Regions from separate parts of the Mus musculus genome. Here region 2 is linked to region 1. A link is a loop called in an ENCODE intact Hi-C map of the cell type or tissue named here. Cell type or tissue: left cerebral cortex. All regions are shown on one strand.

Evidence for each region. Peaks named below come from ENCODE experiments on the same cell type or tissue, not always from the same donor. Only the 100,000 strongest peaks of a DNase experiment are listed, where the experiment ranks them.
Region 2: a loop joins it to region 1, with 2.8 times the contacts of the local background. A loop is called at or near these places in 4 of 42 quality-filtered maps.

The regions. Positions count from the first base shown.
Region 1 is chr5:21,640,171-21,642,670 of GRCm38, reverse strand. The region is part of intron 1 of Fbxl13 (F-box and leucine-rich repeat protein 13); the gene reads left to right. Among named protein-coding and RNA genes, the nearest start is that of Fbxl13, 4.2 kb to the left of the region's middle. In left cerebral cortex, a CTCF peak has its summit at 1,525 (motif pointing right); a DNase peak (open chromatin) is centred at 1,524.
Region 2 is chr5:21,055,252-21,057,751 of GRCm38, reverse strand. It overlaps Ptpn12 (protein tyrosine phosphatase, non-receptor type 12), which reads left to right and starts at 1,841. Exons shown (of 18, transcript NM_011203.3): 1 at 1,841-2,103. The coding sequence starts at 2,005. Gm42221 (a long non-coding RNA gene) reads right to left here and starts at 1,685. Exons shown (of 4, transcript XR_880864.3): 1 at 1,281-1,685. In left cerebral cortex, a CTCF peak has its summit at 1,338; DNase peaks (open chromatin) are centred at 1,486, 1,981 and 2,463; H3K4me3 peaks cover 1,866 bases; H3K27ac peaks cover 1,509 bases.

The DNA.
Region 1 (2,500 bases):
CTCTGCTGTGCTGCAGGAGTCCTCCCCTTTTCCTGTGAATCTCTCTTAGAGTTGTGCCAGCTGGCTCCCAGCTTCCTTCATGAACACCCTAGACCCAAACATATTTGTTACTGAGCAAGTGATCACAAAAGCTGGCTGGTTTTCTTTCTACTAGTGGCAGACTATCCTCTGCCTGGACCCAGTCTTCATTTTAGACCCAGAGCTGGGAATGAGAGCTGAGCTTTGTCAGTTCGCTGAGGAAGAGTCTTCCTCCCATGGAATTTTGACCACTCTCCAGTGTCTTACTCTATGTAGGATGCGTCCACCCACGTAGAGGCCGGTGATCAAGACTGGCTCCTTAGTAAGTCACTCTCCTGAAAGTTGTTCTCTGACTTCCACACATGCACACACAGTAAATAAATGAGTTTGTCAATCTACAAATAAATAAATGTTAAAAGCATAAAAATAAAAAAGTAATATTATTCTGTCAGGAAATACTCTTTCTCTGTCTCTTTCTCAGATCATGTGATTGCACTTACATCGAGCTAGCCTTCCCCATCACTAGAATCTAATAAGATGTTCTTGCCGTCTAAGAATATTGCCTACATAAAAGATATGAACATAAAAAGTTGTAGCATCTTTTCAAAAGATCTTGGAACTAAGTATTTTAAAATATTTTTGGAGGTATGTGTTTCATGTGTATGAGGGTCTCTTTGTTCTTTGATGCCAGACTGGTTAGTCCTTGAGTTTCAGGGAGCCTCCTGTCTCTAATCCCCCAACCCAGGGCTGCTGGGATTATAGGTGTGTGCTCTTGAACCTGGCATTATGTGGGTCCTGGGGATTCAAACTCAGGTCTTCAAGTTTGTGAGGTAAGTGCTTTACCCAGTGAGCTATCTCCTCAATTCAGAGTTAGATATTTTTACATGTTTGTTTTATATTTTAAATATATGAAGTAAATGGTTGGATACTTAGAAAACTGGGCAAGAAATGTTTACTCTATGTAAATCATTTTATGGTTCAAGAACTATGTGTTTTAGAAACTCCAGACTAAAGAAATATGTAATGGCAACACCAAAAGGCTGTACCCACAAGGAATTATGGGAAACATAAGTACTGATGCTTACTTCTGATTCAGTATAGTCATCTCTCAGAATGCAGGCACTGTGCATCCTGTGTGAATATCTCACTCTCTGTCCTTTGGAGGTATTTCTGAAAGGCACTTATATTTTTAAACAAATTATTAAAGTAGGAGCCCATGCAATGATGCTCAGTTGGTAGGATTTGGGGACATCAAAAAAATAGATGTGTATATGTATTTCTCTAGCTTTCTACTTGGTAGAACTGGGTACATTACCTACTAACACACATGCCTGCTCCAGAGAGATCAAAGATGAGCTATGTATTCATGGATTCAGTGACCACAAAATTGTTAAACAAAGAAACCTAGCAATTGTATCAGTAAGAAACTACACTTCCAACTGTGAGGTTGATTTCAGTTTAATGTCTAGGAAAATGATAGCAGTGTGCAAAGCTGGGTCTTCCCAGCAGAGGGCGAGCTTCAGTCACAAATCATGACTTGAATTATACATATATATGCATATATATGTATATGAAGTCTATATTGCTTATATTTTAAGATTCAGTTGTCAATTTGTACTTGAAAATGCATTTATTTATAAGTCACACAGATTCTGTTATTGGTTATTTGCTTTAAGGGCAGGTATCTGTCAGAGGTGCAAAAAAGAGGCACAGTGATTTGCACTTTCTTTCAAGCTATATAAGAGGTTCAGAAAGGAAATTGCAATACGGCTAGGCACCTTCACTCATATTAAGGCAGGATGAGGCAACCCAGTAGGAGGGAAAGGGTCCCCAAGGCAGGCAAAAGCATCAGAAACAGCCCTTGGTCCTTCTATAAGGAGTCCCACAAAACCACCAAGCTACACAAATATAACATACATGCAGAAGGCCTAGATTAGACCTATGCAGGCTCCCTGATTGTTGGTTCAGTCTCAATGAACCCCCATGAGTCCAGTTTTGTTGATTCTGTGGGTTTTCTTGTGGTGTCCTACACAACTTGGTATGCCTTGTTTGGTTGATATCAAACCTTGGGAAGCTGACATTTTCTGAAGGGAAACAGAAGAGGATGGGGGGTGGGGGTGGGGATGGGGATGGAGGAGATTGGGGCAGAGGGAGGGAGGGGCAACTTTGATTGGGATGTATGAGAGAATAAATTAATTTAAAAAGAAAAAGAAAAGGAAACTGCTTGAGCCTGAAGACCAGCCTGGGGAGCATGGTAACGGCTGCCTCAGTATAAACATTTTCCATAGTTACGAGAACCAGGAATTTGTATGTAGCAAGGGACAGTTTGCAGAGTTGGGAGAGGAGGGCTGCTTTGCTAACTTATTTTGCTGGACCTTTGGGTAAAGCTTATGGTTTCTTGGGTGTGGGGGACAACACTTTGCAGCCCAGCCAGTCAGTTCCCAGATGTAGTTCTAAGAGAAACCAACACAGAAGATAGAAA
Region 2 (2,500 bases), 580 kb after region 1:
TATATATAAAATCTTTTTTTTAAATATATGTATTTATTTTATGTACTCATATACATAAATCTTTTTTAAAATATTTATTTTATGTACTCATATACATAAAATAGATCATATGGAAAAAATATGCCCTACAAAACACTAGGGCAAATGAGACCCAGCCTGTTACCCATGAGACTGCCAATAGTTGGTATAAAGCACACACGTATACTGTTTGCTAATCACTAACTGGTTTTTACATTCTTGGCTATATCAAAAGTGTAGGTGATCACTGTGGCCCATGTCTATGCTCCCAGCACTTGTGAGGCTGAGGCAGGAAGACAGCCATGCCAGCCTGGGTTACTGAGTGAGACCCTGGCTGAGAGAACCCAAAATATAGAGACATAAATAAAAGTTAAAGCATTTCTGCCATTTACCTATTTGTCCCCATCGAGCCTGAATCTTTTGCTTACATTCAGTGAAATTTAGCCTGTGTAGTGGGTTAAATTACTACAGACACTCCTTTCAAAAGTTTATTTTAGTATGGAAAGCATCTCTTGAAATGCTTTGAGAGAAGTGAGTTGGTACATATCAGATGCATTATTTCCTGTATTTTATTTTAAAGTGTAACTGTATATTGCTACTCACATGTGTTGTCTTCGATTTTCTTTTTAATTAAATTTCACAGTGCGGCCAAATATCGGTTTAGGAAATGTTTCCTGCATTGATATTTCCTATCTTAAGCATATTTCCTGGCAGCCTGTTCTGTGAAAACATGTTTTTTGTTTGTGGGTGTAGGTGACCAAAGTCAGTCCATGGATCAAATCCCTCAGTTGTGCAACTGTGTACTACTACAAACTCTCGTCCTTTCGAGAAAAAGTAAAAGTTAGAGTCAAAGTAAAAGAACCTGCGTTTTAGTTCTGACTCCACATGAACATGTTGGGGGGGTGAACTTTGGACAAATCATTTCTATTTATGAAAGGACAGATTGCATCAGCACGCTCTCTGTCTGCTAAGAGTCACAAATTCTATTCTACGAAAGAATGTCACCCATTCAACTCTGAAACCGTGAGAATTTAAAGATAGGAAGCAATATTGTCTTCCTCTTGGCAAAAAAAGGTGCAATGAGAAAGATGCATTACGAATTAAGAGCTTTCCCTCACTGGGATTAGAAAGATTGCGAAGAGTAAACCCTTTCACTCTGGAAACTATTGGCTTCTCCTAGCCAAAGTGCCAAAGCCTTGGGAGACCCTCACCAAGGCATTCGTAAAGCGAAGGTGAAGGCTCTACTACAGTTCCCAGCATACCTCTGTCCCACCCTGCTCCGGGCACTCCTGCAGGCGGGTCTTGTAGTCCCAGCCCGCGGCCGGCAGTAGCGCTGAAGCACTTTTGGAATCAGCTTTCCCTCCCCGCCAAACCCGGAGGCCGCAAGCCCCATCTGAAGTTTACTGTCTGACCCACTGGGCTTGGCCGGGCTTCCAGACGTAGGACGTCCACCAGAAGCCAGCCTCACCGCAGCGAGCGGCGAGCGCCCTAGGAGAGGGCCACGCCCCGGAAGCGGCTTCCAGCCACTCAGAGCGGGCGGGGGCGGGCCCGGGCGGGCGTGCGGGGGCGGCTGGGTCTTCGCTCTGGGGCGGGGCCGCCGTACGAGCCCGCGCGTCTGGGTGGCGGCGGGGGCGCGCCCGTGGGGAGAGGCGGCTGCGGCTGCTGGTGGGGGGTGGGGGGGGAGGCAGAACCGGGAAGGGGGCAGGGCGAACTGAGAGCCGTGTTCCTGAGGCGGCGGCGTCTCGGACTGAGGAGGGCGGGGAAGGAGGATGGGGCAGGCTGGGGGTTGGGGCCGGCGCTAGCCCGCGGCTCGCCTCGTAGTAGGGGAAAGCGACGCTGCTCTTTAAGTTGCGCGGGGAGCCCGGCCGGTGCCGCCGCAGCCGCAGCCGCCTGGCGCGGCGGGGAGGGAGGGCGGGCCGGAGCGAGCTGGGGAAGACGGAGCGGGCGCTGCGGCGCGCGGGCGGGCGGCGGGGGGGACGCGGGAGGATGGAGCAAGTGGAGATCCTGAGGAGGTTCATCCAGAGGGTCCAGGCCATGAAGAGTCCGGATCACAATGGGGAGGACAACTTCGCCCGGGACTTCATGGTGAGTGTCCGTTCTCGCCGGCGCCTCGTGTCGCCAGCCGCCGAGCTCCCCTCGCCTCTCCCGGTCGGTCGGGGCTGCCAGCGCTTTGTGTGCGGTGCGAGGACAGGCGCGGGGCGCGCGCCCAGCCGCGAGCGCCGTCGGCGAGCTTGCGGGAGGCGAGGTCACCCCCGCCCCTCAGCCTCTCTTTTCCGCGGCCGCTACCTGCGCTCCCCGGCCCAGCCCGCTCCGGCCCCGCCGCCCGCGACTACCTATTGTCTCCCCGGCCGGGCGGCGGCGGCTGGAGTGCGGGCTCGCCTTCCCACGCCTGCCTTCCCCGCCTGCCCCTCCGGGGAGGGTCGAGGCGAGCTGTCTGGCTGCGGCCAGCGGAGCGGCTCGAGGCTGCCGGAGAGCGAGGGTG